Regions from separate parts of the Homo sapiens genome. Here region 2 is linked to region 1. The links are chromatin loops, found by intact Hi-C in ENCODE. Cell type or tissue: IMR-90. All regions are shown on one strand. Each heading gives the region's core, and the rest is flanking DNA. Links, peaks and the distances in the headings are about the cores only.

Region 1 (11,901 bases), core at 1,296-9,295:
TCACTTGTCTAAAGGGCTACACAGCAGAAGAATGTATGACTCTAAGGGCAAGTCCAGGACCAGCAGGCGAAATCTTCAAGGAGATAGATAGACTGAGTTGTCTGGGGCTATAGTGACCACCCCACCACTGGAGGAGTTCAAGCAGCAATAGATGGACATGGGATTGAAGTCTCATGAGGGTGTTGGGCTCAGTGTCTTCTAAGGACACCTCCTACCCTGAAACTCCATTGCCATGTGGAATCCTATCTTCCTTCATCTCAGACCTTGGGGCAGTAACCCTTGTCCATCTACTGAGCAGGAGAACACCTTCTTCCTTATTGCTTTGGGGCTCCTACTGTAAGTTATTTCTGTGCTTTCAGAGCTAGCTCTTTAGTCAGCTGAGTGTGCTGCTGCCCAGCCCAACTCATCATTCTAGAATCACCTGGTCCTCTTGAAAGAGGGCAGGGCTCTTTAAATTCCTGAGGGGCAAGAAACTGGACATCCTTAAAGGCACATGTGTGCTGTTCATGTGAGTCCTGACTGGTATTTGGTGTTTGGAGGAACTGTAGGTACATGGTAAATGTCATGAAAAGCCATGTGTGCTGGAATGAAGACTTTTGATTTGTGTTTATTCCCTGCAGAGGAATGGTGTGGCCAACTTCTAGGAGTGATATAGACGACAGGGTAGAGAGGAGATGATTGGAGAGCTAACTGAAGTCGAAGCAGACAGGTTTGGTGTCCATTGATATGCAACTGGTGAGAGGAAGGAATAGTGCAGGATGATGCTAAGATTTCTAACCTGAGATATGCAGTCACTAATACATAACAGAAGACAACTCTAGATGTCATTAGCAAAAAGAGAATTCTTAGATAAATGTTAATGAGTCCCATCATTCAAAGGGGGCCAGCTTTGGAAAATGAACAGAAACCTAGGCAGCTTCCATGGGTTAAAGAAGCATGAAGCCCAGGGAATATCTGTTAGTAGCAGCAGCCTGCTCAGGACACTGTGCTTTGTTCTGCTGATGAATTTGAACCATCCCTTCACCCCGGAAGGATACAGGGAGGTAAAATCTAGCTTCTTTGACTTCCAGAGTGGAAGCTAGTATACCGTCTTCCACCATGATCACTCATAAAGGAGGATTTCTTTCAAGTAAGACGTAGGTTTGGCTGCTGGTCAGTCTAATTAAGTGACAGATGTTACTGCTGGTAGTGCTGCTTCTAATAGAGATTAGAATGTATACCAGTAAGTGATTGAGTTTTGCTGCGTATAACAGAAAATCCCAAATATCAGGGCCTTAAATAAATCTATTTTATATCCAAAGGTAGACAATCTAGAGTTAGTACAATGATTCTGTGATGTAAGCAAGGACTCCTTCTCTCAGCTTTCACTCCACAATCGTTATTGTGTGACCCTGGCTTTCCTGCCTTTCGAGATGGCTGCTAGCACTCCCCGGTCATATCTATGTTTCATATGGAAAGGAGTGTTCCCAAAAGCCATGCTCATGACTTCTGCATCCATCTGATAGGCCAGAGCCATGTCAGTTGAACACCTCTAACTCTAATGGAGCAGGCACATTGCCGCTCTGAATAAATCAAGGTTCCTTAGCATGGAAGGAGAGAATGTAAATGATGTATGTCACTAGTGGTCTTTTCCATGGAGAGCAGAAAGAGGAGGATGTTTTGGTAGAGAGATTTGGGCACGATTTTGAAAGACCTGTGAGACTGAGGTAGACATTTTCAGTAGGTAAGTGAAGGCAAGATCTGGAACTGCAAAGGAACATCTCGACTAGAGACATAGTCTTGGGTCTCATAAATGTATGGTTAGAAATAGAGGCAATGGCTGGGCGCGGTGGCTCATGCCTATAATCCCAGCACCTTGGGAGGCTGAGGCAGGTGGATCATGAGGCCAGGAGTTCAAGACCAGCCTGGCCAAGATGGTGAAACCCCGTCTCTACTAAAAATACAAAAATTAGCCATGTGCGGTGGCAGGCGCCTGTAATCCCAGCTACTCAGGAGGCTGAGGCAGGAGAATCGCTTGAACTCGGGAGGTGGAAGTTGCAGTGAGCCGAGATCACGCCATTGCACTCCAGCCTGGGCGACAGAGTGAAACTCCATCTCAAAAAAAAAAACCAAACAAAACAAAACAATAAACGGAAAGAAAGAAATAGAGGCAATGGAAAAATGATATAAAAAGAGACAAGATGAGGTATAAAACTCTGGGGAATGGCAATGCATAGAGCAGCAACAGTTATCAAGGTGTGGTCCATGGACCCTGGGAGTCCCTGAAACGTCTTCAAGGGCACACAAAGTTAAAACTATTCTCATAATAACACTGAGATGTTATTTGCTGCTTTCTGTGTGTCAACATTTGCGCTGATGGCGTAAAAAGCATTGGTGGGTAAACTTGCTGGGCCTTAGCGTGAATCAAAGCAGTGATACCAAGCTGTCCTGGTGGTCATTGTATTCTTTATCACTACACACTTGCAATTAAAAAATAATTTAAAAATGTTTAAATGCCGGCTTCACTTAAGAATGTCCCTGAAGAGGCAGTAAAAATTATGAGTTGTATTAAGCCCCGGATGGAAAACTTGCATAAAGCAACTTCTGCAGCATACCAAAGCACAGGGATTGTGTCAGGGGAAAGCATGTATGCTTCCTTTGGGCTGTGAGCTGAACTAGGTGTTTTTTCCATGGAACATAGTTTTTGCTTGAAAGAATGACTAACAAACAAATGGTGGTTATTATAACTTATGTATTTAGCAGATATTTTCTCAAAAAAAATTGAACTTGTCACTTCAAGGAAAACAATTGACAGTATTTGTTGTCAGTGGTAAAATTCAGATTTTCTAATAAAAATTTGAGTTTTGGAAAGCTTGTATCTGTCACCATAATTTTGACCAGTATCTAGAGATGTTTCTGATGAGATACATGGTGGTATTAACAAGTGCAGTTTTTTTTAATGTTGTATAATGCAATGTGTCAACATTTAGAAGGTCTGTATAATACGGTGAACTAGTATTTTCCAAATGACCAATACATAGTATGTAAAATTATGTGATGGGTAAAAGATCTATCTAAAGTGTTAGACAAACTAGCCTATTTTAATATTGTATTGAATATTACAATATGACAGTATGAAAAATTCATTCATATAGTTTTGGATTTTATATTACAATTAGCCTTTAAGAAACTAACACTTGTCAAGATTTGGAAAAATACCAAAGGAGAATATACTCAGTATTCTGAAAAAGCTTCCCCTTTTTCTCTCTTTTCCATATCTGTGTGAGGCCATATTTTCTTCATATGCCTCAACTAAAACAACATATTGTAGCAGATTGAGTGCAGAGCAGATATTAGAATCCAGCTGTCCATTATTAACCAAGGCATTAAAGAGATTTGCAAAAATGCTAAACAATAATTGAGGGATAATTACTTAATATGATAAATGTGTGTGCGTGCATGTTATATCTTAGTCCAAAAGGTGATATTTAATGGAGAAAGCCCTGAGACATTTCCACTAAGATCAGAAACAAGGCAATAATGCCCACTATCTCTACTACTATTCACAATTATAATAGACATATTATCCCATACAACTAAACAAGAGAAATTAGAGGCAAAAGAATGCACAAAGAAAAAGGAAAACTGTCTCTGTTTTCAGATTATATAATATTACACCTGGAAAAGCCTAGTGAATCAGTGATAAAACGGAAACAAATAATTCAGGTTAATATATGAAAATCAATAGCCTTCATATACATAAACAATAAACAGAGGCTATAATGGTAGAGAAAGCCACATTTACAATAGTAAAAACAGGATTAAATACTTAGGAATAATTTTAATGAGTACACAAAGTACAAGTATATATGAGGAAAATTTGAAAACAGTCCTGAAAGACACAAAAGTAGGTTTAAACAAATGAGAAAACATCCTTTGTTCTTGGGAGGATAACTCAACATTGTAACTTCAGGAGATGTCAGTTCTCCTGAAGTTAATTTACAAATTCAATGCAATCCTAATAAAAATATTATCAAGCTATTTTATGGAGTCAGATAAGTTGGTACTATCAAAGTTCCTGTGGAAAAACATACCTTCAAGAATAGCCAAGAAAAAATACAACGAATAGTCCTACCAGACATTAAAACATACAATAAAGCCTCTATAATTAAAATAGTATGGTACTAGTGCCTGAATAGACAATTGGGCAGTGCAATAGAAGAGACAGTCCAAAATTAGACCCAAACATGTATGGAAATTATATGATAAAGTTGGCATCTCAAATCACTGCAATTTAAGAAAATGTTGATGGGGCAACTGGATAGCTATTTAGAGAAAGATAAAATTAGATTAATATCCCAAAACTCCCAAAAGAATAACTCTGAATGGATTAGGGATCTAAATGTGAAAAATAAAACCATAAAAGTATCAGAGGAAAACAAGAGTGAATTTTTCCTTAAGCTTTGTGTAAGAAATAGCTTTCTAACTATGACTCAGACTCCAGAGGTAAAAAAAGGTTGATAAATCTTACCACATAAAATTTTTGAAATTTTTAAATCACCACAAAGTCAAAAGACAGGGGACCATCTGGAAGAACATATTCATAACATATACCGCAAGGATTTAATATCCCAAATACAGGGAACTCTTAAAAATGGACAGGCAAAAGATCCAAATAGAAAAATGGGAAAGAGACAGAAGCAGACAATTCACTAAAAAACAAGATATAAAAAATGATCCTCAAACATAAAAAGTAATGTTCAAACTCACTCATAATTAGAGAAATGCAAATTAGGACAACACTAAGAAATCACTTCTCACCTGTCAGACTGACAAACATTAAATAATGTGACAGCACATTCTGTTGGCCAAGACTCTGGGGAAGCAGACCTCCTATACATTCCTGGTGGGAATGCAAATTGGTGCAACCCTTCTGGAGGAAAGTTTGGCAAAACAAAACTACATATGCACTTACCTTTTGACCCAGCAATCCCACTTCTAGGGATCCACTCCGAAAACGCACTTCTGATGATAATAAAACACATATGCACAAGGTTATTCATTGCAGCATTGTTTCTCATTGCAAAATATTGGAAACACCTAAACGTCCAGTATTTAGTGGTTGAATAAATCATGGCACATCAATAAGATGAAGCAGTGTGCAGTTATAAAAAAGAATTGAGGAAGAGCTGTATGAATGAATATGGAGTGAATTCCAGGACATAGTGTTCAGTGAAGTAAGCAAAGCCCAAGAGTGTCTACAGTAAACAGCTCTTCATAGAAGAAAGAAGAGGACATGAGAAAGTGTACATGTATCTGCACATTTGTGCAAAAGAAATGCAGTAAGGATAAACCAGAAATGAAAGAGACTGGTCACCTACAGAGGGTGAATGGAACAAGGATGGAAAGAAGACAGAATGTAGTGTAGTGAGAGTGACATTTCTCCGGCTCACAAAACCATAGTGATATTTAACGTGCTCTTATCAATGTCTGGAGTGAGGGGCTGTCACTGTACTTGTGTGACTCTATCACTGTGAACCCTTGGTCCGACCCAGTGTGGAAATATTTGCGTTAAGTGTCATGCAGTGTAAAAGGAAATGTTCTACTTAACAGCACTTGCCTATGAGGTATCAAAAAGGAATGCTTGTTTTCACTACGACAGTTCTAACCAACTGCAGATGTTTAAGAACCTTGCACTGTGAAGGACCCCAGATACCAGACCCACATTGGACCAAACAGAAGACTGTTTTCTAACCCCTGTGAAGAGTGAGGATTGTTTTAACCAGTTCCTTTCTATCTGGAGCACTAGTTTTCAGTGCTTAGCATAACCATCACCAGTGTCTCCTTTCTAGCCCTTAAACAACCCTGACTTCCCCCTACAAGGGGAAACACTGGTTGTGCTCCCTTGCCTGACAAGTTAGTAACCAGCTTCAGTGGTTTTTACTTGTGTTTCTTTTGCCTCAGATGGTCTTTGTTTCATTCTTTGTCAGCAGATAAGAGAGATATTTACATAAGCTGAAAGACCCATATTGGCTTCTTACTGAAATATCCTAAATAAATGTTTTGTCCAAGTTGTACAAGTGTACAGAATAACTATTTCCATTTCATCTTCCTTAATTTCCTCTGCATCATCCACAGATGGAGATGATAATGTACCATAAAATTATCAAAAGACATCAGGCAGAGAGAAGCAGGAACTGAGTGAGGAACTGGTTAATTCATTGGCTGGCTTCCCAGCCCTGCATGGCCAACACTCACTGTATTTTCGATTGCTTAAATAAAATCGTGGACACTTTTCTTCTTTCCCATTCACCTTGGGCATATTGTTGATGACACAGGTATTTCCCATTTCAGGAATGACCATACCTGAAGAAGACGCTGATGTGGGACAAGGCAGTAAATATTGCCTCGTGGCAATTGGGAGACTCCAGGTAAGAAAAAATTCGTAGCCTTTTTAATCTTAAATGAAGGCTTATTGCCACAAAGTGCAGAAGACTGTCGGTTTGGCTGCCTATTCTGATCACCTGTGTTCTTGGTATTTGTTGGGTTTCGTGTCTCACTCTGTGGGACAAGGCTGAGGCCAAATCTAGAAGAGAAGGGGACTGTGAGCTGTAAGCAGAGTTCTTACTGAATTGAGGGGTTGCATCAGTTCATCCCCCATGCTTGTGCTGGTTGCCACAAACTTGCGTTCTGCTCACATCACATCCCTGCTTAACCCCCTTGACTGTTTCCCCAGAGTCTATGGGATGAAGTCCAAGCTCATCATTACAACTTTATCTCCTTGCCTTCTTCCTCTCTCACATCTTATTCCCACACAGCACCATTCCCCTTTCTATAAACCCCCACCTCTACGGGTGTTCACAGGCTGTTTCTTCTGCCTGGTATTTCCTTGTTCTCCTTCTTCTCCTTTCAATGTTCCTTATCCTCCTTATCTGCTCATCTTTCAAGACCCAACTAAAATGTCTCCCTGATCTTAGTCTAAATCAATCCTTCTCTCCTCCCTATTCTCATAGCACTGAGCTCTACCCTCAGTTACTCTTCTTTCACTGTCTGTTGCAGGTAGTAAGTTGAGTGCATGCTCATCCCCGCAAGCTCCTCAAGGCCAGGGAACGTGTCTTTTATTGTGTGAAGGTTAAATTTGCTCAATGTCTGGCACACACAGTAACCACTCATTCAACTGGACTGTTCATTCTCCCTAGGACATTGAGGGTCTTCCCCATGCTGAAGAGGAGAGACATACTAGACCTGGTTCAGATACACTAATCCCTGGTTTCCTAGTTCTGACCATTTTCAGACAAATGAATAGGTAATTTCATCCATGTATGGGTATTGCTTGCACATGGGTGAAGAAAGAATATTTGGGTAAATTCAGTTCACAAATATATATGCTCCAAGTATTTTAACTAGTTCCTTAGGCTCGTTTGCCATCCTTAGTAAAGGGAAGGTGGGGGAAGAGAAGGGGATTAACATTTATTGAGCACCAACTTGAGCAAATGCCAAGGTTTAACATGCAATATCCCTTTTAAGGCTCACAAATGCCCTGTGAGATTATAGGTTTTATTATTCCCATTGGTTGATAAGGCAACTGAAGTTCAGAAATGTAAAGAAAGTGGCCAACTGTTACAGTTAAAGATGTGACCAGGGATAGATATTTGAACACTTTAGGGTCATCGTACTAAATGACATGGAAGGATCTTTGAAGTGAAATGCACATGGATTATTCTTCTCATCTCTGTCACCATCTCCATCTCGTCTCTGTCAACACCACCTCAACTGTGGATTTTCCCCATCCCAGGTGACCAGCTCTCCTGTATGCATGGACATGAATGGGATGTCGGTGCCCACAGAGTTCTTATCCCGGCATAACTCCGATGGAATCATCACATTTGTGGATCCAAGATGTATCAGTGTGATTGGCTACCAACCCCAGGTGAGTAGATAGTTTTGAGCCTATGGCAATTGACTAGAGATTTAATTGTTTTTAAAACATTCTTACTTCATTTGAGATACAACACAATGGCCATGTGGAGAAACATCATAAAGACCCATATACCCTGCCTAGATAGAACGATAGATATCCTTCCAAGGCAAGAAAAGACGTTGTAAACACTTGTGCCACTTAACATGGACTCTTTCTTCTTTGCCCTCACTGTTATGTTTCTCTAGTTGATTTTTCACAAACTGGAATTAAGATGTTCTATTAATAGGGGATCTCTTATTAATATTCATTACAAAGCTCATTAATGTGGAAGACCCTGCAAATCCTGGTAAAGATGCCTACCTAATTTTGCCTAACCTCTTGTTTCTCAAGTGCATTTGGAAACCTTTTTTTGTATAGGTGGCACGTCTTTAGGTCTGTGTTCTAGACTCTTTTTTGAAAAGTCAATGTCATAAGAAACAAAAAGGCAGGAGCAGTTGTCCCAGATTAAAATAGACCAAAGAGATAAAATAATAATATGCCACATAAGGGCCTTAATTGTGTCCTGGGCCTCAAGACATATTGATAGAAAAGACATTTAGGAGACAATTGAAATGTTAATATGTACAGAATATTGGGTGATGTCATTGAATAATTATTGATTTTCTTAGGTTTAGTATAGCACATGATAGCACATTGTCGTTTTGTAAGATAATCTCATTTTTATGAGATACATGCTAAAATACTTTGAGAAGTACCATGATGTCCACAACTCAATTTCAAATGGTTCAGTAAGAAATTAAGTATATTAAGTATATACATGCATATGTATGAATATATACACATATATGAAGAAAAAAATGCAAATGTGATAACATATTGATAATTATTGAATATACATAAAGGATATATAGCAGTTTATTGTACTATCAACTTTTCTGTAGATTTAAATTTATTTAAAAATAAAAAGCTTTTTTATAAAAGAAAAAATATTTATTCTGAGCAACTACGTTTGGGATATGTAGATATGAGTATTTTAATGATGTGTATTTTAGGACTAGAAGCAGTTCAAACTAGAACTATTAGGACTCTGCATATAATTCTGCATCTCTAGATTCATATAAACCTCGAGATTCTTGGATGAAATAAAGGGAGAAATTGATTTGTTTCCAAATTCACCCCAACCTCTGATGGCAGCCAGACCCATTTATCTAGTGGCACCTCCCAGGGGCATCCAGTTGCTCCTTGGCACACAGATAGGACTTCCCCTCCATTGCCAGTGTCAGCATTCACTTAGACCATTTGCTGATTTGGATTGCGATCTATGAGTTAGTTTAAATCTTTTGCTGTTTAAGACACTTCCTGGCCAGGCATGGTGGCTCATGCCTGTAATTCTAGCACTTTGGGGGGCCAAGGCAGGTGGATCACTTGAGGTCAGGAGTTAGAGACCAGCCTGACCAACATGGTGAAACCCTGTCTCTACTGAAAATACAAAAATTAGCTGGGCATGGTGGCGGGTGCTTGTAATCCCAGCTACTCGGGAGGCTGAGGCAGGAGAATTGCTTGAACCCAGGAGGCGGAGGTTGCAGTGAGCTGAGATCGCGCCATTGCACTCCAGCCTGGGGGACAAGAGTGAAACTCCATCTCAAAAAATAAAAAACATAAAATAAATTTTAAAAAATACACTTTTAACTGGACCACTTTACTACAACACTTTTGAAGTTATCCGTTAACAGTTTATCTTATTCTGATCAGTTTCATTGTGAAACACACTTTTGTTTTGGGCTAATGCTATGTCCTTTGAATGTAGCATAGACTAATGATGATAAATAGATAGTAAACAGGCTTTTAACAAGTACAGTTATTTTATGATAACCTCATTTTTTCAGCCACAGGAGAGCTACAATTTCCACATTTAAACAATTCCAGTTTTCATAAGCAACACATCTGTCCTCAGGCTATCATTTTGCTTTCTTTTTATGTTATTAAAGTATGTTTATTGCAGTTTGCCTCTCCAAGACAAACAAAAATAAAATTGCATTCTGAAGCTACTGATGTAGTGCCTTAGCAAAATTAGAAATGGATATTGAGCATGCCAGAAGAACTTAGAGTGAATACCAAGAAGCCAGTTCTCTGACGGCTCCCAGGGAAATTTTGCACTCACTTTTTCAAAAAATCTGGGGTGGGACAGGCTAAAGGAGATGAGTTAAAGGAGATGGAAATGAACACTGTTGTATCACAGTGAGTATACAAATAATTACAAATGGATCTGGGATTATTAAAGCTTGTCTCTTTTATTTAGGATCTTCTGGGAAAGGACATTTTGGAATTCTGCCACCCTGAGGATCAAAGCCATCTGCGTGAGAGCTTCCAGCAGGTACATACTGCCAGTACCCACTTAAAGCTGATGCATAGTCTGGGCACCTGTGGATGTGGCTGGCAGGACATTAGTCCTACTATGTGCCAGGCAGGCTGCAAGGTCCTACCTATGGCCTCACTCAGGGCCCCTGCTAGGAAGTCACTCACAGTCTAGTAGGGAAGACAGACACACATCAGTAAATAAGTACTATGTAATAGGAGGAGAACTCTAAAGGGTCATGAAGAAAAACATTGCAGAGCACAGAGGCTGGAGAGGTTAACTGCATGGGGAAGAGGCAGGAATTGTTCCAGGGGAGAGAATAACTGGGATGGGTCTTAAAGGATGAGCATAGAATAAATGAGTGAACATTCTAGACTGAAGGGGCAGCCCTAGAGATGCAAAAGGGAGAATCCTAAGCAGTTCCTAGTGGCTGGAGTGACACTGGCTGACTTGGAGGAGGTGGGCAGTGGTGATAGAATGAGCCTGGTACAGCCAAGTTATGAAAGGCCTCTTAACCCATGCTGAAGAACATGGATTCTCTCCTCAGTCATTTAAAGGTAAGTGAGGGCCAGGTGTGGTGGCTCATGCCTGTAATCCCAGCACTTTGGGAGGCCAAGGTGGGCAGTTCACTTGAGGCCAGGAGTTCGAGACCAGCCTGGCCAATGTGGCAAAACCTCTACTAAAAATACAAAAATTAGCCAGGCATGGTGGCACGCACCTGTAGACCCAGCTAGTTGGGAGGCTCAGGCAGGGGAATAGCTTGAACCTGGGAGGTAGAGGTTGCAGTGAGTGAAGATTGCACCACTGCACTTCAGTCTGGGCGACAGAGTGAGACTCTGTCTCACTCACTCACTCACTCACTCAATCAATACAAAGTTAAGAGACCGGGTGTGGTGCCTCACGCCTGTAATCCCAGCACTTTGGGAGGCCAAGGTGGGCAGATCATGAGGTCAGGAGTTCGAGACCAGCCTGGCCAACATGGTGAAACCCTGTCTCTACTAAAAATACAAAAATTAGCCGGGTGTGGGGGCGGGCGCCTGTAATCCCAGCTACTCTGTAGGCTGAGGCAAGAGAATCGCTTGAACCCGGGAGGCAGAGGTTACAGTGAGCCAAGATCGTGCCATTGCACTCCAGCCTGGGCGACGAGCAAGACTCTGTCTCAAATAAATAAAGAAAGAAAAATAAAATACAAATAAAGGTAAGCGAGGATGACTTTGAGGATTTTAGGCAGAGCAGTGTTTTGAAAAACCACTTTAGTAGCCCAGGTTTGCAGAAGAGACAGGTGGAGGAAATAACTGGAAACAAAGACAAGAGGCTTTAAAATTGTCCAAGTAAGAGGTGATGTGGCCAGAATATGGGCAGGAGCAGTGGGAATTTGAAATAGGGGGCAACTTGAGGAGACAGTTGTTTGATGAGTGCTGATGCTTTGGATAGACATGGTGAAGAGAGAGAGGGATTTAGGATGACCTGGGAGCCCAAGAGGGTGGCCACCTGAGTAACAGTGTCATGCACATCGTGACTGTTAGCTGCTGTGTACCGAGCACCTACTGTGTGCCAAACATATGGGAAGCCTTGTCCCATGCACTATTAAATCTGCACAGTAGTCGGAGGAGGTAGGCATCATCATCTTCATGTTACAGGTGAG
Region 2 (11,901 bases), core at 1,765-9,764, 65 kb before region 1:
GGGCCTGCAGACTCCCATGTTGGCTCAGGGACCCCAGAAAATCAATATGCTGTCAAAGAGTTTCAGCATCTGGGGTGAGGGTGATGGTGGAGTTCTTTGTTGAATTAAATTTTTTCCTAGCTGGAGAGGTGGTGACAAAGAGTGGGTGAAAGGTTATATACAGTCTCCTTAGAAACATCATGGAGTGATGTGACTTGTCATGATCTGACTTGTCTGCGAATAAAACTGGAATTTATCCACATGGAGAGAGAATGGGTGAAGCCTTACCATACAACAATGACACTGCTAGTGGAAAAGTGCTGGAAAGGGAGTTGGGAGCTCCCTGCTTTTGTTCTGGTTTTCACTTTGTGATCTTGGCAAGTTCCTTTCTTCTCTAACCCTCATTCCCCTCATCTTGACCCAGGAAGTTTCTAAGGCTCCTTCCAGCTCTGATTCTACTCTTTTGTTCAAGGCCTCATCCACCAATGTATGAAATGGAGGCAGATTGGAGGAGGGGGACTGGTGAAAAACCCAAGAGGACCTATTCTGAAGGCTCAGCAGAAACAGGGTGCCTTCCTCCAGTGGTTGCCGCAAACATCCTGGGCCCGGCTCTCTTGGCTCATTTTGGTCTACCTGCCCTGCTGTTGGCTGATCCTGATGGCCAGGGAGACTCTGAGCTAAGATGTGAGGTCCACCTACCTCACCACCCAAGGCACTTGGATTCAGAAAGAGAAGATTCCCTCTTGGAGGAAATCAGGTGCTGTCTGTCACTAAAAGAAAGAAGAGACAAGTGGGCAGGCAGGCACTGGCTGGCTCAGGAGAGCTGGCCTCGGTGGTATTGGAGGAGCTCCTTATGGGGAAGGACGAGTGTTCTGCAGAATGAAAGTGCCTTTTCCTCTCACCAGGAATGCTGGGATGTTTGGGTTACAGGATTCTGAGAAGAAGATGGAGCATGGAGGTGCCAGGATCAGATGGGAGTGGTGTCAGGGAGGGGCCACAGAATTAATGATCCTGGATATCTGAGTGGCCTAAGCCCCAGCTCTCTGCAGGGAAGGAGAGGAGCTGAGGAGAGGCCCAGGGCATTCCAGGTGATAGCAGAGCCTGTGACTGTAACTGGATATGCCCAAGAGGTGGGGTTCAGAGAGCAAGCAGGGAGCAGCAGAAGCAGCTCAGCAGGGGCCGCCCAAGGGAGCATGGAGTGAGCAGATTCTTTGTGCCTTCCGGTGGCCTTTCCCAGGTTCCCTCCTGTGGCTGTTGAACTCTGGAGAACCTTGATCCTGGTGAGCAGAACTGGAGGCGCCTTGTGGGTGACCTCAAGCACTGCCCTGGGTGGGGACCGCCTGGCTGTCCTGGCTGGAAAGTGGATGTGCACAAGCATAACCCACGGACTCTTCAAGACAAGGTCGATTTGGCCTGTTTCCCCTGCATCATACTTCCATGGCTCTGTTTCTGCTGGACTCTTCCTGCATTCAGAGAATTGGGTCAGCATTTTGGTTCAGTGTAGAAAATAGCTTCAAAATAGAGCTGTCCAACAGCAGAAGAGGGTGCAAGCAAAGGCCAAATTCCTCCCTCCCTCCCTTCCTCTCCCCATCCTTCCTGCCTGCCTGCCTGCCTGCCTTCTTTGCTTCCTTTCTTCTCTCTCTCTCCCCTCCTTCCTCCTTCCCTCTTTCTTTCTTTCTCTGACCACTACTTAGTTTATTCATTTATTCATCCATTCAACAAATACCTGCCTTGCATGGCTGTAGAAAGGTTATGTGGGATGCAGCTTACCTTGCGATCAGCCTCTCCTTCCCCTATCTCCTATATGCAGGAATCCCCAGCTGTTGTTGAATGAATGGACCCCCATTTGCCAACTATTCCAGCCGGGATTCTTTGTGATAATTTGTAGAGAGCCTGAGCCAGGTTGGTCCCCAAGGGATCTGGCTGGAAAGTTCCTGTGCATGATTCACATGTCCCAATCAGCTGTGATTAAGCTTTCCTATCTCCCTGAGAGCTTCATGGAAATCCAGAGATATTTTCAGCCTTGGATCACAGGATTTGGCTAGGCTGTGGTCTGGGCACAGATAGCAGCTCACGAGAACAGCTCACCGGGGAGCCATTTTCAGCCAGCTCTGCAGCTCTGCTCATATACCTTTCATCAGGCTGCATTTCCATGAGAGTTTAAAGATGGTGCATTCACTGAAGAGTCTCCCTGCCTGGGAGAGAGGACGTCTGTGGGACACTCGGTGCATGTTGCATTTATTCTTCTCATTAAACCATCACAGCTGGGTGGGTGGCTCACACCTGTACTCCCAGCACTTTGGGAGGCTAAGGCAGGAGGACTGCTTGTGTCCAGGATTTTGAGACCAGCCGGAGTATCATAGCAAGACCTTACTTCTACAAAAAAATTTAAAAAAATTAGCTGGGTGTGGAGTCATGCACCTGTAGCTGCAGCTACTCAGGAGGCTGAAGTGGGAGGATCGCTTGAGCCCAAGAGGTCCAGGTTGCAGTGAGCCATGATTGTGCCTCTACACTCGAGCCTGGGTGACAGAGCGAGACCCTGTCTCAAATAAACAAATAAATAAATACCATAACAGTGAAATATTAATAGCTGTAATGAATTCTTTTACTTTTTTAGATATAGGGTCTCACTACATTGCCTAGGTTGTTCTCAAACTTCTGGCCTCAAGCAGTCCTTCAGCCTCATCCTCCCATGTAGCTGGGACTACAGGTGTACACCATCATGCCTGGCTCATTTTTAAATTTTTTTTGTAGAGACAAGGTCTTGCTCTGTCACCCAGGCTCGAGTGCAGTAGCACAGTCATAGCTTGCTGCAGCCTCTCTTGAGCCTAGGAGGGTCCCAAGCATTTCTCCCACCTCAGCTTCCCAAGTAGGTGAGACTACAGGTGGGTGTCACTGCACTCAGCTAATTTTTTAATTTTTTTGTAGAGATGAGGTCTTGCCATCTTGCCTAGGCTGGTCTCACACTCCTGGACTTAAACAGTCCTCCCATCTCAGCCTCCCAAAGTGCCAGGATTATAGGCATGAGCCACCGCAGTGGGCCATCTTGCATGTTTCTAGCACGTTTACCTATTTCAGTGGATATCAACCCTAGCTGCACATTAGCATCAATCACCTGGGTAGATTTGATAAATACACTTGCCCAGGATTGGGGAAGGGAGCTGGGCACTGGCGTTTTGTTAAACCTTCCCAGGTGATTTTGATGCACAGGAAGGGTTGAGAACCATTTGTTGTCTGGGGCTCATCAAGGTCCTATGCATGGGGATTATCGGCCCCATTTCACAGGTCAGGAGCATGAGGCTTGAAGTTACTGAGAAGTTCTCAGGGCCACACACCTGAGGCCAAACAGCTGCTACAAAGTAGAGCTCGTAGTCAATGCCAAAGAAGCTTATTGCCTTTGGGGCATCTAGAGACAAAAAAGCCTTGGCGTGACCCAATATCCCTGGGGCACCAGGAGCCAGAACAGCGTTTAGTGGGGTTTGGGCATATGAGTGGTGAATGGCATCAAAGCTCTGAGACTGAGGCTCGGATGCAGGGGTCTCTAGGATCCTGTGTAGTCTAGTGGAGCACTTCTCAAAGTGTAGTCCTTAGGCCAGATGCATGAGCATCACTTGTGAACTTGTTAGAAATGCAGATTCTTCCCCACTGAATCAGAAGCTCTGGAGGCCCAGAGATCTGTATTTTCACCTACCTTTCAAGTCATCGTGATGCATGTTAAAGTTTGAGAACAACTGACTTGGTGAAACCATCCTGGGACTTCATATCAAGTTATCTGGATTGAGTCCACTGTTATTCTTGGCTTTGCCAAGCTCTTTGATCTCTGAGTTTAGCTTTACTCCTCAGAAAGTTGGGGAATCTATGACTTTGTGAAATGTCTTATTATAGAACTCCATGCACATGTTTATTTGAGTTTACTTGGAAGGTAAACCCTGGTAAAATCTGTTAAGTGTGTTTCATGGGTACACTGCACTTGCATCCATGAAGTGCAGGGAGCTTCTTAGAGATGCAGAATTGCAGCTCCCATCCCAGGCCTACTGAATCAGGATGTACATTTTAATAGGATTCCCGAGGAACTTATATACTTCGATGCACATTTTAGTTTGAGAACTGCTGAACTAAAGAATTTAGCAAATAGTGATTGTGCTGGGGGCTGCTTGCAGCAACCTGGGTCGAGGGCATCCTTTGGCATCTGGGACTGGCATGAAGTGATGGGATCTGCCTGAGTGACTCAACTGCCCTACTTGTGTTTGTACAGCTCTCAGGCGACCAGGCCTTGGTGGGGAGCAGCTAGAAGTGTAGCTCTGGGGGTTTGCTGTCCCCTCTATGCTTGCTATCTAGGGCAGAGGCTGACTAGGCAGGGGAAATGTGTATGGCAGCAGAGCAGCCTGTGTAGCAGCCTTAGGAACCTCACCGCACAAGCCCATACATCCTCTGCTCTCCACCAGGGTCCGCACCAAGTTTGCAGGTTCAGCAGGCGGCATCCTCCACTGTGGAACAGGAGAGCGAGGAGCTGGTAGCATGCTCATCCTGTCACCCTGGAAGGACCCAGACTAGAGCAGGAAGAAAGCCAGTTATACATGATGCTGCAAGAGTCAGCGTGCACCTCCTGGAACGTGTGTGCCTGGGAAAATAGCTGCCAGTTGTCAACATGCAGCCTCAGCCTACCCAAGGCAGCTGGGCCTTCTTCCTGACACTTTGCAAAAGAGGGCAAGGACAGACTGTTGAGTTCAGCCATGTGGTTGAGTCCTTCAGTGGAAGAATGTCAGGCAGATAATTGATCCCACAGGGGTCCTGTGAATTATGCAGTCCACCCCTGGGGTATCAGTTCTGGAAAAAGATGGTCCATTTCCAAGTGTCAGTCATGAAGGTAACTTCATAAAAACTGTACTTTCAAATATATAGCTTATTTTCTTTGGAATGCCCAAACTTAGTCTTTGGACTAATGCCAGAATCTTAATCCTGAACACATTCAGCAGTCCATTTCTTGCTATATTAGGTAACATATATAAATGTGGCAAAAAAAAAAAAACAACTTGATTTGATCTCGACTCAACTATTAACACTGTTATTGAGTTTCTGTTGTTCAAAATAGAAATAAAGCATTTTTATGGCAAGAAAAGCATGTTTATTTGACTTAGGCCCCTTGAAAATTGCCCAGTTGTGTAAGTAAACACTTAAAAACAAAGCATTTGGGGGTAAGTTGCCAGAGGTGCTTGATAAATGCACGTGAGAATGAAATCTGAGAATTGCTGGCTGGTTGTTTTTTGTATCTTCACAGTGACTTTCCCACTAGAAACCTCAGCCTCCTTAGATCTGTTATCCCAGATGTTTCTTTGGAGCCAGTTCAGTTCTTTCTCGTTGTTAAATATTTATACAACCTGCCTGTTTTGCTTCGCTACATGCATAGCATGGCTGATGCTGCTGAACTGTTTGTGTTTTTTTCTCATATTTTATGTTGAAAGATATTCCATGAATCTGGACAGATTTCCAGCCCAGGCTGTTGGGTTCATTATCACTCTTGTGTCACAGCAGATAAAGGAGTCAGAGTGGTGCTTTTGCACACGTTGCTGACTCTGGCTGGAAGGCTGGCCTCCCTGCACACAGTGAGCTCCACCAGCCGTGTGTGCTGAGGAGTGGTGGTGGGGATGGGGGGCGGTGCATAGGGGTGTAGGGAGGCAGCGGGGGAGTGGAAGAATCCCTGTACTTGGAGTCAGATGAACCTGGTGACAGTTACAGTCCATGGCCTTTACCTTGGGTGAATGACTTAACCTCCCTGAGCCTCAGTTTTCTCGCTTGTAAATGCAAACAATAACGCATCTCCTACAAAACTGCTTTGAAGCAGGCATTCAATGACATATGGGATAGTATTAATGATAGTGTTTGGGAATTGTAGAGAGTTCATTCATTTGTTTTAATAACTGCAAATTCCATTTAAACACTACTATAGATCAGTGGTTTCCCAAACTTTCCATCTTGCCCTGCTTTATTTGTCTTCTTAGCTCTCTAAAATGTGTCTTAGGATTTTGGTACTGTTGACAAGGGAAGATGGGTAGGCCCTGATCTTTGTTAGTTTTGCCCCTTTACAAAAGTGTGACATGTGCTTGAGAATCCCCATTGCAGGCTCAGGTAGAGGAGAGGGAAGAAAAGAGGCACTTACTTTTTTCTTTCTCTTTGTTCTATTCATTCATCCATTCATCCAGCATGTATTTAGTGAGTACTAACTAACTTGGTGCAAGACACTGTACTAAGTGCTGGGGATCTAGTGATGAATAAAACCCATGTGGCCTGGCTCTTGTGGAGTTTACAGTTCAGTGGGGAAAAGAGACACCAAAGAGATAATCACATCTAACACACTGTGGTAGGTGTTGTGGAGGAAAAGGCCAGGAGGGCAACAAGAACAAACAATACAGAATGGGACATGTCTGGGCAGGTTGGAGAATGCCCCTGTGAGTGACTGATGCCTGGTGAGATCTAATAAGGAAGCAGAAGGCAGCCAGGTGAGGAGATGGTGAAGCGTGGGGAGAGGGGATGCTGACTCCAAGACCAATTGCAGGCCACTGAGGATTTTAACCAGTAGAGGCCCATGAACCATGTTAGATGTGAGATGCTCACTCTGGTGACAGAGTGGAGAACATGTCATAGGACAACCAGACAGGTTTGGGGTATTCAAGGTTAGGAGGATGCTAGAGTTATCTATGCGAGGGCTGATGCAGGCTTGGGTTGGGGAGGAGTATAGTTTCCTCTGGCTGCCGTAGTACATTACTACAAACTGGGCAGCTTAAAACAATGGGAATGTGTTATCTTGCCGTTCTGGAGGTCAGAAGTCCAAAATCAAGGTGTCAGCAGCCAGGTCAGTTATTTCTGGAGGCTGTGAGGAAGAACCTGTTCCATGGCTGTCTCCTAGCTCTGGTGGTAGCTGACAGTCCTTGCCATTCCTTGTAGACACATCGGTCCAATCTCTGTCTCCATCATAAGGTGGCATTTTCCCTTTGTGTCTCTGGGTCCAAATTTCCCTCTTCTAAGAATACCAGTCTGTTGGATTAGGGCCCACCTTAATCTGGTATGACCTCATTTTAACTTGATTCTATCTACAAAGACTTTCTTTCCAAATAAGGTCACATATGCAAGTTCTGAGTGGACATGAATTTTGGGCAGGGGGTGGTTGGAGACACTGTAAAACCCAGTATAGATTGTAACAGTGGAGATGGAGGGAAGTGGTTAACTTCACCAGATATGTAGGCAGTGAAACCAACAAGGGGAGTTGATCCACTCACTCTAGTCCTTTACCCAAATAGTGTTTTAAAAAAGCTGATATCCAGGGTCATTGGTGGCCTCGTTGGTGCCTCTTCTCATTGTCAGATCTCTTCTACTAGAAGCAAGTTTAACTGCGGGGAGGACAGGAGGCACCTCCTCAGCATCCCTGACTTGTCGTGTTGAGTCAAGCCACAAAATCCACTGCTTCCTTTGATGTTTATGCATTCACTGATGGATCCCTTTGGACCCACAAGCCTATTTTTGTAGATCAACTTGGGTGCAATGCAGAATGTGCTCATTGTGCCCTGCTGGGGGATAGGAATACTCACTGGTGTTAATTTTTTATAATTGCTAATCACCTATGCAGTGAGTCAGCAGAGGTACAGCCCTAGGAATGGTCTTCTAGGCTGTGGGTGGTGTGGGATTTGATTTGCCCCACCATGTAGGCATGGAGCCCATTCAGATGTGAACGTGGTTACAGGTTGAGCCTTGCTGTATCGATTCCTCTGCTTCACTTTCCTGCTCTATTCCTCTTCATTTCCTTCCAGATGGGGCTACTGATGCTCACCACTCATCCATCTGGAGTAGGCTGAAGCTACCCTAGGTGGGACAGAGCAGCACTTCCCCCTCTTCCTCTCCACACCTCCCTGATATGGCAGGGCTTGGAATTCAGTCGCCGTGCAGACCCAGGCAGGCAGTTGAATTCCTCCAGGCTGCCCCTTGCTGTACTTCTCCCTGCTTCTCATACCACCCAGCCCTGAGCCCGGGCTTCCATCTCTCTTCGCCTGCCTTTGTCCTGACCTGATTCATCCTCTCATGCCTGAGTCCTGCCCACCTCCCCGTGCCTTGGGTCAGACCTGCCCCTTCATGTTGTCCATGCGCACAGCAGCAGAGCTGGGCACAATCCAGAGCCGAGGTCAGGGCTGTTTTTGCTGAGAGCAGTGGCAGGTCGCCACACTGAGGGTGGGTTCAGATGGGGCGCGTGGAGGGGTCAAGTCCAGGAACTGATGCAGGAGAGGGTGCAGGGAGATGGGCCAGAATGTCTGAGTGGGGAACAAGCCATGCACATCCAGGAGTTGAGAAGTTTGGCCCCCAGCTCAGGACATAGTCTGTGACTGACACCTGGCCCGCTCAGGCCTGGCTCTGACAGCCTGCAAGGTACGGGCTCAGTTTCCAGATGTTGGACTTAGATAGCTGGTACTTGACCATTGTGCCTACATTTCCAGAAGCTTCCTTTATAATCGGACCCTGAAACCAGACCAGGGCACCTGCCCCTCACCAGTCTCCTTCGTCTTCTGGACCTTGTCTTCTAGGTATGCAGACCTCCCATGCTTTGTTCATGGCAACAACTTCTTAGGGAAGGGATCTAAAACAGAAGCCAACCTGGGCATTGCAAGACCGGAAGAGGAGGCTTGCCCAGTAATGTCACTGAATGACTGGATTTTCCATGCATGGTAAATATTTCTTTGTAAGAGAAATAACGGAGAGGACACAGCCTCCCCAGCACAGGGCTTACAGGGAATCAGGGAGGCTGCCAGGGATACAAGTAGAACAGCCCTCACTGTGAACCTTATGTGCATTTTATGTACACATCCAACTAGGTTCTCCCTTTTGGCATTAGAGAACAAGCCGCTTCCCTCTAAACAAGATTCTGTAGTAGAGGGAGCTCTCCAGCCTCTGCCTGAGCTGGGCTGTTGGGAATCAGGAAGTTGGGTTTGAGAAGCAGGGAGAGGTGGTCTGCAGGATCCAGGCCTTTCCCAACTCCCAATAACAGTGCATCTCTGTCCTGGATAAAGAGGGAGTAGGCGGTGAAAGTTCTCTTCAGTGGTTCAACATACATATTTTCTATCCCACCAAAAATGTATGTGAATCGACTTGAGAATGCTAAATCTTGCTTTAAATTCATGCAGAGATTTAACCATGTAACACTGGTGTGCTTCTTTGTAATGCTAAAAGTCACCTCCTAAAGTTCCTACATTCTCATTTTCGTATTATGGCTTTTCTTGAAACAAGGCATACCCAAGTGACGCCTGAAGAACATTTATTACAGCTTTGTACATAAGTTTTTAAAATTCCCAGCTCTTAAAACAGTGGTTCTCAATCTCATTGTGCATCAGAATTCTGTTGATTCTTTTAAAAATTCAGATGCCAGGACTCCACTCCATTTCTGTGAACTCGACTGTACCATAGTGAAGTTCAGACATCTGTCTTTCAAAAGCTACCCTGATGATTCCAGTGTGGACCAACTACTGCTCCCCAATGCGACCCCTGCCAACAAACCCCACGCATAAATAAAATAAAATAAAATAATACAACCTAATTTGTCCTTTATCTAGGAGATAAATTTCAGGAAGATAGTTTCTTAATTTACTACCACCGAAAACCAAAATGTTAAAAATGTAGTCATCAACACAACTGAAAAATGTGCAGCACTTAGCATTCTAAGTCCTCTTTGAAAGAGTCTTGATTTCCTAATGAAGTATCTTTTATCCTAACTTTGATGTTCAGGAAGCCAATCGACAAATACTTTTTTCTTCCTTCTATAACAGGAAACTACAACAGAAATAACCTAGAAGTAGTATTTTTTTAGGCAGATATAATTACTTTGAGTTACTTTGGGATGTTTGAAAAGACGAATTGAATCATTGCTTCTTGCTGGTATGATTTAGATTTCAGTAATCATCTCACGTGATAGTCATATTTTGTAATACTTTGGTTAAAAATAGCTTTGTTGCAAAAACTCCAGTGTGATAAAGAAAATAAAATAGTTTCCTTTAGCTTCACCAAAGACAGACACATTTCCCTCTGAAATGTCATGACTCATGCCACATGGCTAAATAAAAGTGCACGTATAGCACTGATCTTTCCTGTTTATTGCTTTTTTAGTAGAAGCTAATTGAGGAAAACATCTGCATCCAGTTTTCCCTTTATTTTTGTAGATTCTTTTCTTCTACTCCAACGCAAAGCCTCCCTGGACAGTCATTTGCTCAGGCAGTGATCTGATAGATGGCTTTCAGTTTTCTCCTTTTGGGTGATGACATAAATTACTCTGCAATGAGCTATTTACAATGCCACTCTTTAACCTTGAGCTGAGCGCACACGTTCTAAGGACCTGAACTCACAAGAGCTCGGCATCATGAGGGTCACACAGGCTGACTCTTCTCTCAGTTCTACAGCTCTCTCCATAATAGGCCTGTGAAGTGGCCACTGGCTTCTTTTTGAACACCTGCAGTGGCAGAGCTGGCCACCTCAGAAGATAGCCCTTTCTACACTGGAACAGTGCACTTGTACTCAGTTTGAAGTTATCCCCAGTAACCCTTGCCATCGTCTTAGCACAGCCCACATTGCTTGCTAGGGCTGGGAATTGGCAGATGGGTGGACTCACCGACAGCCATGGTGGGGGGTTAAGAGCATGGACTTTCTGCCTGGGTTTGAGTCTTCGTTTCCCCGCTGACCAGTTGGGTGATCTTGGACAGGGTACAGGGATCCTCCCTGAGCCTCCAGTTCCTCATCAGTGTTGGTGTGAGGATGGTGCCCAAGACAGTGCCTGGCGTGGTCTGGGTACTCAGTAAATGCTTGTCATCTTTTTTTTTCCCCCAACCGTAGGCAGCTTTGTCTTGGGAGGTATTCTCAGTCCCTACCTAGTCAGGGATTCGTGCACACACTTTTGTAAGCACTCCCAGGAGAAAGTGGTGAGAGAGAGAAGCTGGATAGGTCAGGACAGGTCAGAAGAGAAGCCAGGCAAAGATGTGATTCTGGGGAGTCTAGCTTCAACCTGATCTGCAGGGACAAAGCCTGGGAGAGTAAGTTGCACAGAGTCAGTCCCTCTTTGAGGCAAGGGTGTGGGGTTTTGCAGTCCCTCTTTGAGGCAAATAAGTCACTGGTCGCAGGCCTTGAGGGGTGGGTGTAACTCCTAGATAACTTCAGTCCAGGCGGCTTCAAGGAGAAGGCTCTGGAGAAGATGCAGGTGTGAGCCATCAGCTGAAGAACCTGCAGCAGCTAGGAGAGGACCCAGCAGTCAAATTGGTGCGTGAGATCCAGGGTATCTGGGCGGGACATCCGCAGTGTCTACTGAAGCCCACGGAAGAAAGCCTGTTGGTGGAGCTGGCTGCAGGCTGGCCACCAGAGCAGCTGAGGTTTACCCAAAATAACCTGACAATGCAAAGAGCCCCTCCATGTGGATGCAGACCCCGCCCCACAGTCCCGTCTCCCCTCGGGGCTGCCCACAGCCTGGCCCAAGACTGAGGCCAGCAACTAGGGCTTGGCCACCAGGTCTTCACAGATGAAGGGGAAACCTCTTTATGGGAGGCAAATTGCATATCTTAGTTTAAGTCAACAGATAGTTATCAGCACAAGTCACTGCACTAGAAACGGAAGATGCAGCAATGCATGAAACTGTGGTCACCATGCATCATGGAGCTTTACCCCAGGAAATGGACAAACAGGCAGTTATATAATGAATATAGAGTCAAATTGGTGGCATGTTCTAAAGAAAAAGAACAGGAGGCTATGGGACAGGGGCAGGGGACCCTAATTTACACGTTAGAGGTGGTGGGGAGAGTGGAGCAGGGAAAGGCCTCTGAGGAAATGACTATAAAGCTGAAAATGGAAGGACATGAATGGGAATTAGCAATTTGTGAGGTGGTAGGGGGAGTGAGGTCAAGAACT

What was found. A loop is a pair of places that touch in the nucleus more often than their neighbours do. Peaks named below come from ENCODE experiments on the same cell type or tissue, not always from the same donor. Only the 100,000 strongest peaks of a DNase experiment are listed, where the experiment ranks them.
Region 2: it touches region 1 in a loop (3-fold over the local background); 4 of 110 quality-filtered maps call a loop at or near these places.

The regions. Positions count from the first base shown.
Region 1 is chr15:80,544,866-80,556,766 of GRCh38, forward strand. It overlaps ARNT2 (aryl hydrocarbon receptor nuclear translocator 2), which reads left to right. Exons shown (of 19, transcript NM_014862.4): 9 at 6,334-6,410; 10 at 7,775-7,909; 11 at 10,200-10,274. ARNT2-AS3 (ARNT2 antisense RNA 3) reads right to left here. Exons shown (of 3, transcript NR_120363.1): 3 at 9,744-11,901. Among named protein-coding and RNA genes, the nearest start is that of ARNT2-AS3, 12 kb to the right of the region's middle. In IMR-90, for the core only: no CTCF peak of the experiment used is centred there; DNase peaks (open chromatin) are centred at 4,506, 5,626 and 6,206; H3K4me3 peaks cover 718 bases; H3K27ac peaks cover 3,991 bases.
Region 2 is chr15:80,479,188-80,491,088 of GRCh38, forward strand. All of the region lies in intron 5 of ARNT2 (aryl hydrocarbon receptor nuclear translocator 2), which reads left to right. LOC124903537 (a long non-coding RNA gene) reads left to right here and starts at 758. Exons shown (of 2, transcript XR_007064731.1): 1 at 758-8,687; 2 at 9,379-11,901. RefSeq lists enhancers at 698-1,617, 1,618-2,536. In IMR-90, for the core only: no CTCF peak of the experiment used is centred there; DNase peaks (open chromatin) are centred at 1,984, 3,714 and 5,374; H3K4me3 peaks cover 97 bases; H3K27ac peaks cover 7,319 bases.